Regions from separate parts of the Homo sapiens genome. Here region 1 is linked to region 2. The links are chromatin contacts, found by POLR2A ChIA-PET in ENCODE. All regions are on one chromosome and are shown on one strand. The core of a region is the stretch at or near the end of the contact, and the rest is flanking DNA. Distances in the headings are between cores, read along the strand shown. Region 1 overlaps CDKN2B-AS1 (CDKN2B and CDKN2A antisense cis and trans regulatory RNA 1). Region 2 has its middle 19 kb from the start of MTAP.

Evidence for each region. ChIA-PET counts read pairs that join two places held with the same protein, here RNA polymerase II (POLR2A).
Region 1: POLR2A ChIA-PET joins it to region 2 with 10 read pairs in naive thymus-derived CD4-positive, alpha-beta T cell. The contact joins two enhancer-like sites. POLR2A ChIA-PET finds 5 or more read pairs at or near these places in 2 of 52 experiments (HEK293 and naive thymus-derived CD4-positive, alpha-beta T cell).

Annotation. Positions count from the first base shown.
Region 1 is chr9:22,050,847-22,055,193 of GRCh38, reverse strand. The region is part of intron 6 of CDKN2B-AS1 (CDKN2B and CDKN2A antisense cis and trans regulatory RNA 1); the gene reads right to left. Among named protein-coding and RNA genes, the nearest start is that of CDKN2B, 44 kb to the right of the region's middle. Within about 2 kb of position 2,498, at least 5 of the 41 ENCODE cell types and tissues checked have a DNase peak (open chromatin) inside an H3K27ac peak, as active enhancers do.
Region 2 is chr9:21,780,796-21,785,848 of GRCh38, reverse strand. No RefSeq gene overlaps it. Among named protein-coding and RNA genes, the nearest start is that of MTAP, 19 kb to the left of the region's middle. Within about 2 kb of position 3,493, at least 3 of the 41 ENCODE cell types and tissues checked have a DNase peak (open chromatin) inside an H3K27ac peak, as active enhancers do.

The sequences.
Region 1 (4,347 bases), core at 1,249-3,748, 270 kb before region 2:
AAACATTCCACTGTACACAATAAATATATAGAATTTTTATTTGTTAACTATACCTTAATAAAAATAAATTTTTAAAAAATAAAGTGGCAGAGGCATCTGATAAATAACAAATATGAATTTAATAATTTTAAAAATCAGGCAGGCTGGGCGTGGTGGCTCATGCCTGTAAATCCCAGCACTTTGGGAGGCCAAGGCAGGCAGATCACTTGAGGTCAGGAGTTCGAGACCAGCCTGGCCAACATGGTGAAACCCCATCTCTACTAAAAATACAAAAGTGAGCCAGGCATGGTGGCAGGTGCCTGTAATCCCAGCTCCTTGGGAGGCAGAGGCAGGAGAATTGCTTGAACCCGGGAGGCAGAAGTTACAGTGAGCTGAGACAGAGTGAGACTCTGTCTCAAGAAAAAAACACCAGCAACAACAAATAAAGTAAAATAAATAAAAATAAAAAGGCTTATAAAATAAAAAAATAAAATAAATAAAAATTTAAAAAAATAAATAAAAAATAAAAAAATAAAAATAAAAAAAGCTGAAAGAACACAGGTTTTCACATAGAAAGGATATGGATTTGATTTTCAATCCTATCATTTGATATTTTTGTAATCCTAAACAAATTTGTCGGCTTTTTTGAGCCTCAGTTTTCTCACTAGAAAAATAAAAATAAGAATAAATCTCTTAAATAATGACTGAAATACTATGAAAAGAAGTGCCTGACACAAGGTATGCTCATAATCAGTTATAATTATTAGTATTGTCACAAATCCTAAGAAATTGTTTGTGGCCTTTCAAGTATTGCCTGGTGATTATTTATAGTCTGATTTAATAATAGATACCACTAACTGAGCACCTCCTATGTGTCTTACGTGTTTTAGATTTGTAGACAAATGTAGTGACTAAGAGCATGCACTCTGGCGTCAAACTGCAGAGATTCACATTCCAGCTCCATCATATGGTAGCTGTGCGACCTTGAGAAAGTTACTTAACTTCACTTCTTATGTCTGGATTCTTCATCTGTAAAATAGAAATGATAATAGTACCTATCTCACAGGATTGTTGTGAGGATTAAATGAGATAGTGTGTATAAATTGTTTATCACCAGCTTATAGTATGTGCACAAGAAATGCTAGCTAAGGTTATTATTATAATTTCCGTTTTGCAGATTAGGACCCTAAGCCCTAAAGAGGGTCAGTAACTTATCCCAGGTCACACAGTTAGTTATGAGTTAACTTTTTTTTTTTTAATTTAAGGCTGCTTATTGCAAAGCCTGTGCTTTTTTGCTAAACCATCTCTTTTTCTGTTACGTATGTCCTAAGTAAAAATCCTTATTTTTTCCTTCGATGGCTGTAACAATTAGCTAGTGACGGTCTACAAGACATCAAGGAGGACCTAAGGAATAAAATACAGCAATCAGGTCTAAAACAAATATATGTTGCTATTTCTTCTTTGTATGCACCATAGTAGTATACTGTATTTCCATTAGAAGTTATGTTAATAAGAAAATTTTTGAATGTTCTTGCTCCAAACATCAGCATATACTTGCATTCTCTTACACTGGGAAGAAAGAAAGTGGTAGAAAGAAGTCATCTGGAAGGTAGCTCTGGCTACGAGTTGGAGGAAAAGGGAAGAGAGAGAAAAACAAGTTATCAGTGGTACACATAGTCAGGGCCAAAACTTTATAAACCAAACAGAATTTCCACAGACCTAATGATCACTGGGAATTATCTGCCAAGCTGCTAGGTGAAACATGCTGAAAAACAGCCTGGGCCTATGGCAAACATGTTTAGCTTTATGATTTTCTTCATCCCCTCTTCTGACTTGCACAATGTTGCCCCCAACTGTCTTCTAAAACTAATCACTCTTTCATGGTCAATGGAAACTTAGAAACCTAGATTCTCAAACGTTTGCTAAAAAAGCCCAGGTCTTTCTAGACATCTGTAGATAGATAAATAACCTAGTGATAAAGAATATACATTCTGTTCAGGTCCATCCTCCAGCTCCGTCCCATATTAATTGTGTGATAATCCAAACTGGTTGTTTTGTGCTAAGATTCCTACTTCCTGCACTTTCAGATTCACATACTCAGAGCTAGAAAACTTTTGAGAGTACAAGGTGATAACTACTGCAAATTCACAGAAGATTACATAAGTATAAATAGTCAACCTAACCTCCCTCTTCCTCTAACATTTTCTCACAAAACTAAAAAGTTTGGAAACTCCTTTTCTTAATGCTGGCGCCAGTTCAGCCACACTCTAGAAGGTATTGGTTTCATGAACTACAATGTGGAATCATCAAAATAAAGGGGCAGGATGAGAAAAAATGACAGCATGGGGCTTTGTGGTGTGTAGATTTAGTTGCTCATACAAGAACCTGGGAGGGGGAACCCCCCAAAAGATTAGTCACTTCATTTTATGTTGAGAACCCAATTCAGGTTAACAAAGTGTTGCCAACAAAGGAGATGAGAAAATGGCAGTATTCACTTGCTCTGGACTGAATAAACAAATGCGGGATTTGTGGGCTGACTAATGTCCTGGGATAAACCAGGCAGTCAGCCAAATTCTACGAGTTTTGATGAAAAGACAGCAAGCCCACACTTTTCTTCATGAAGAGTGCTCTGTGGGAGTATTGATGTCCACATGGGCAGCCTGGGTCTTCAACTTGCCTTAAAGATTCGCCCTTATCCAGCCACAGGAAATTCTCAATGCTTCTGTAATTGAAAACCTAGATCAAATGACAGAAGCTAAATTCCTTCTTCTTGAGAAGTGTTATCTGTCATGCATCTCTTTGTAGAAACGTGTTATCATTGTCCTTTTTTAAGCACTACATTACTCTGAAAATATACAGTTAGGTCACTAAAATGTGACTCTAGCTTTTCATTCATTCATTTCATTCACTGAATGCCTGCTATGCTCTAGGGACCATGTAGGGCTTTGTATATAGAACACTTAATGAGTCAGACATTGAAGCCCCCCATCCAGCCTCGAAATTCCAAGGGCACTGAAAAAAGTAAAATAGTACTTGTAATTTCATTGGGGGAAACTATTAAAATTTGAAATATTTTGGTGAGAGAGGCAATAAGTTTTTCAATTAAGGTCTTAATACAAGGTTGTAGGGAAGTCAGAAATGAGAATGTGGAGTTTCCTTTAATCTGGCCACCAGGATCCCCCACCATGATGTGAGGACCACAGTCATGATTTAACCTCAGGCTAAAATGGATTTTATTACAAACTGTGCAGCTAGTGAAATGTCAAGGGTTGTTTCACAGGATCTTAACTAACACAAGAAAAACTTCCTAGCAGCAGCTGATGCAAACTCCTTTAAATGTATACGTCTAATTTATCTATCCAGATAATAAATATACGTGGTATATGCAGGCTGAAAACAAAATCCCTGGAGTGTTTCGATGTGAGTATAATATACCTAGAAGCAAAAACTTCACTGATATAAAGGATGCATTTTATGAGTCTCCACAAAAATCTCCAACTTTTTATGAAATGTAAGGCCTTCTTAAGTAGTGTTTACTACATACAGCTTTCATAGTTCCTATATGAATACCTACTCTCCATGATTTATCAGCCTTCTAGAGTCCCAGTAGGATGCTGCCAAATTGCAAATTTGGAGAATTAGTTTTAAGAAACATTGTATATAACTGCCTTTGGAAGAAAATTCAGGTAGATTAGCAAAGATTTTAAGCAAGTCCTTTCACAAAAACCTGCAGAATTTCAAGGAGTCTGGGGTTTATGAAATCATCAAATCAATACCAAGTTTAACACATTTATGTTACTCTTATAAGCATAACTCTTTGGGAATAAAGGTATTACAAAAACAAGATTTGGAAAAGGAGGCTAGCTCTTGTTTAATTACTGTGAAGAGCAGAGAATTGAAAGAAAAACTACACACTAGTTGGAAAAGTGCTACTCGGGTTTAAAAAATAGAAAAAGAAAATCTGAGATTGGGATTGGACGATAAGCAGGTAGCAGAAGCAACAAAATGTCTCTTTCATTTTCAGCTCAGGGGGCCCCTTAAAGGAGCAGGCTGAAATGTACAGCCCACAAACCAGAGGAAGGCCTGCACAGGAAGTAGAGTGGAAATTACAGTTGAATGGACTCTGAAACAGGATGAAGCCAGTCCATGTGAGGTTCATGAAAACCAAGTAGACAATATGAACATCCAAGTGTTTCCTTGTGTCATTAACTCAATATTACATTCTGATTTCAAACACCATGGAACCACAGTGAAAAAGCTGCAAAAACGGTAGCCGTTTTTTCAAAACTTCTTTCTGCTGTTTGCTTGTCAGAGCTGATCAGACTCTTCCTTGAGCACTTTGCAGGTCACACACTGGATCCCACTGAG
Region 2 (5,053 bases), core at 2,244-4,743:
TGCTACTGAGCTATGCTCATCTCTGAGAAAACAAATTTTATCTTGCAAGTTATATCTGATATTCATTGAACAAACGTGGAACACCTGCTATGTGCAAAGTTCTTTGCCAATTATTCTCTGCTTTTAGTGGGTCTTCTGCTGTTGTAAATCGAAGGAAGAGTACAGATGCAGACAGACACCCTGGGAAGCAACTTAGTGTGGTGGAAAGGCACTGAGTTGTAGAGACAAGAGTACCGGTTTTGGCTGTGTGACTTTGTGCAAGTTTTCACCCTTCAAAACTCATTGGTGATTCCACTTTATCAAGATCTGCAAACTGTCTAAGCCTTATATTTATCTATAAAACCATCATCATCATCAGCAGCAGCAGCAGCATCATTGCCCCAGGATTTAACCGAATAAAACATGTAACAATTTCTGATATATTACGAGTCACCAACAATTGTTCTTTGTCTTCCTTCTCTATCACATTGCTAAGTAAAAAGGGGTGTGAGAAACTATGATATGAGAGGCAGAGTGAGGGAAATGGCACCAGGCATGATGTTTGTGTCTTAAGTCTGAAGGTAGACTGGAGGCAGAAAATTGGAACCTTTAATCAGGTGTACCCCATAGTCAACTGGCCAGCTGACTATACAGGGCAGGTCTGTGGTGCAGGTGAGGCTTCATATTTATCTATTATTTGGTAAAAATGAGGTGCTGTTCCTGAAATCTAGAATCATGATGGTATGACTATACACATTTCAGAATGATTCTCACCCTTTTCAATCCCTTATGTCACAATCTCCATTTATAGTTTTGAGTTTTGAATTTTAAGCCATGTTCTAAAAATTCCGAAGTTCAACTCTTAGAAAATCCCAAGTAGTCTAAGAGTGTTTTACACCAAAATAGTCACAAGATTATGTTAGACAAGTTAAAATACATGCATTTTAGTATATACTTTGCACAACCTCTCTGAAATGTCTTGTTCAAAAACAGAAAACTCAAAGCTGCTCAGATGTTTGTTATGGTCTCTTAGTTCGATAACTGAAAGTGACAGGCTATACTTTTTCCAAAGGCTCCCACACCAATTTGTGGGTTGGGCTAACATCATATTGCTTTGCTCTCACTGCATTCTCTGGCATGTGTGTGTTCTACAGAATACCTATATTAGGTCCACAGATGTCCAGTGAAAAGAAAAAGAAAAGTTTATGGTTTTTGATGCCTTATTAAAAACATGCACAACAGGTTTTCTAGTCTGTATAAGATGGGAAAAGAGATGGTAAGGGGAATCACACACATTATCTTAGTCCTTCAAAGGTGAATTCATTGCTTCACCCGGTGATTTGATTGAAGTGGACATTATTATTTTAAGTTGAACATCAGTTTCTAGTTAATAGTACCTGCACATACTATCACTAGTGGTAGATAACAATGGGAAAGCTGATACTGGTATCTCTGTAACTTTGTTAGAGTTTTGGGCAAGTGAGCCAAACCAAGTTCTACCCCCAAGTAGATCTTCACTTATCCTCAGAGACACCAAGGTGATAAGACTGGAGAGGAGCAGGTCATGATTAGAGAATAATTATGAAGGGATGACATTAACTACATTTGGTTGGCTCAGCTGTTCATAACTGTGGGTGCAGATCACACAGATAAATGCATAGCTGATTAAGCTGGCATCCCACTCTTACTGGTGCTGTGCCAATCTGGGGGCCATTTCCAAACAAGAACATAAGAATTCAACTCAAAGGAGTCAGAGTTGTATAAATTCCAGACTATCATACATGGGAAATACAGACTTCAAAACAAGATACTTAGAGAAGGAATTGGAAAAATTAGAGATTGATAAAGATGGAGGTACAGTAAGAAATAAAGTAAAAAAAAAAAAAAAGGCTTTTTGGCACATTTCCATTACCACCTTGAGCATACAAGAAGTCCTCTGCATATGCCCATTGAATGAATGAATTGAAAGATGTCCCTCTCCTCCTGCCAAAAGAAAAGAAAAGAAAAGAAAACAGAAGGACAAAACTCACAAGGCCCTAAGAGCAATTCCAGAGAAAAACAGAAAGAAAACGAAGTTATCTGAAGCTCAGATAAGAGGGGAAATAAGAGTTGAAAGAAAAGCTTAAAAATTGGAAGAAAAGCAAGAGGTTTGATTCAATTGAAGGACTCAACAAGCTTTTCCTCCCCAAATTCTTGCTACATATAATGGCATGATATAGAGCTAAGTATATTTTATGAATTATTTTATTTATTTCTCAAAGTAATATAAGATGTCTACTCATATTATGCCCATTGTACAGATGAGATCACAATCAAGTCTGGACCAAGTCTGTGTGAGACCAGAGGTACACTTGTAGCTATTGTCCAAGATTGGACAGTAAATTATATGACACCCTAGCTGTAGGGTCCACTTGAATGAATAAGACACAGATTTTGGCCTCTAAGGAGCTTATACTCTACTAGAGGAAGTCAACCTGAAAACAAATAATTTTAATTCAAAGCAGAGTGACATGAGAGTGTACTTAAGGAGCAAAGTGGGAGGTTTATGGCCCAGAGAAGAAGCACTTAATTCTGATTTGTGGGTGGGTTTAAACAACCAGTGTTAGGGAAGAAATAAATGAGAATGTAGTTTTCCCCACCAATTTTTTGTGTGTGTGTCCTAGAAACAATTCCTGAAAAGGGATCTTACAGCCGGACAGACTGATTAGAGGTGAATATATTCTAACCTCTGCCTTACATAGAAATTAAATCCTAGCAAACCCTGTATAGGTTTAAGGAAGTAAATTTCTATTCCCACGCAAGGCAGCAGGTACTTCCTAGTCATTTCAAATCATGATCACTTTAAGGAAAACCAAAAACGCTGACTGGAATTTAAAAAAAAGAACTTTCAGCTGGAGGCCTGTGAAATCTTTCCTAAATTTTTGTTTAAATTGTTATAAATTTGATGCTGAATCATACTTTATTTACAAAAACATCCTGTGTCCCAGTGAAATCTTTCTTTATGCCATTTCCAATTAGACCCACTTTCTTAAAAATAAATTTGTAACACAGTTTTTTTAAAAGAGAAATCTCAACTAGCAGATGTATATTATATATATTATCAAATAAAATATAATGTCATGTATAAAATACATAAATTTTCTCCTTCAACATAGAAATGCCTCTTAATATATTAAAATTATTCCTTTATAAATTATATCTATATAATTTGTCTCAGCGTAGCATTAAAGATGGTTAATGTAATCTAGTGTTTTGCACTTTCTAGAAAAAAAAAATCCCATTAGGAGAAATTCAAAATGTTTTACAAATATGCCAGGGAGTAGGTTTTAATCATTGCCCTTCTCTTCACCTGGACAGGAAGTGAAAACAAGACTGTTGGTTGAAATGACTTATGCAAAGGTGAGAAGCACTAACAAAGTTTAGCCCTGACTCTGCTAACGCCGTCATTCTGTCCCAGAAGCCATGTCATCTAACTGCTGGTCAGTCATGAAGAAAGCATTTCTGGAGCCTCACCCCTAAGTGAATTTGCTTGGCAATAGGTAGAGGGGATAAATTAGTGACTTCCTTTTACCTACTGAACAACTTGCTGAGTATCTTGTACTTAACCCAGGTCACTGAGATACAATCTAAGAAAAAAAAAATCAGCACATTCCAAAGAGAATGAAAGCAGTTTCTATTCCAAAGATAAATCAATGGAGTTGTCACAGGTGGAAATTAGTTTCTGTGTATTTGTTGTTTTCTTCTTCTGTCTCAGGTCTCTTTGATTATCGCTGAAGACTTATAGGAAAAGCCCCTAAAATATTTAAATGATTATATATTGGAAAATTTTTTTAAAGAATATTGATTCTTAGGAATGAGCTAGATAAGAGGACTAGTTTGGAGAGATTAATCAGCATTTGGGGTTTACTGAAAATGTCACCACAATCCAGCGGCCCCAAACTATGCAAGACAAACCAGTATATTATTTCTCTAAAAGGAATCTAAACTGAGTGTATACACACGATGACACTCAGATTTACCTTTGTTCTTGAGTGAAAGCAAAAGAGATTGGTATGTCATCTGTTAACAATGTTCAAGTTAGAGAATTCCCTGCAGGATTTTATTTATGAAAAGGTAAAAAAAGGTTGTTACACATTTTTTTCTAACCTATGTCTCTGCAATCAAGGAAAGTATGATTTTCTATAATTTGATTGTAGTTATTTCTTTAGTGTAGGAGTGTTCACCTACAGTAGAGTGCAGTGTGTTCACCAGGTAAATGAGAACATATGATAATAATCTTTGTCCCAACAGGCACGGTAGAGCTGATAGTTCCTGGAAGCTGGTGGCATTAACTCTCTTTAATCAAGGTATAGGTGAAACTGGTTTATTAGGAATGATACTAGGATGTGGAGTGCTGATCCTTGTTTTCCCAGGTGCTTTTTAGACTAAGTAATCCTCAAAGAGTTAGAGAAATACTACAGAATTTGGTAAAGCACTACAGAGATATGTTTTCTACACATTTAGCTTTTTTGGAGTGGAAAAGATTACAGAAAATTCCTTCTTTTAAAAATAATTTGAGCAATATTTCAATCATAATATAGGACAGCATGAAAAAAATAATCTATAGTTCTATTTTCATGAGGTCACATTGCATAGGTTTGAATTCCACCTATTCCCTTTTGTAGCTGAGTGAACTTGAAAAAACTTATTAAGCTTCTTTGCACTTCAGTTTCCTCACCTATAACATAGAGATATTAATAGTAGCTAACGAATGAGGTTGTTTCAGGATTATATTAGATTAAATATACAAAGTACTTAGAACAGTGCTTGACACATCGTAAGTGCTTAGCAAATATTAGCTACTACTATTATCAATTTTGAAATGAATATATTAAGAACGTAGCTCCTTTTTAAATTATACTTTAAGTTCTAGGGTACATGTGCACAACGTGCAGGTTTGTTACATATGTATACATGTGCCATGTTGGTGTGCTGCACCTATTAACTCATCATTTACATTAGGTATATCTCCTAATGCTATCTCTCCCCTCTCCCCCCACCCCATGACAGGCCCCGGTGTGTGATGTTCCCCGTC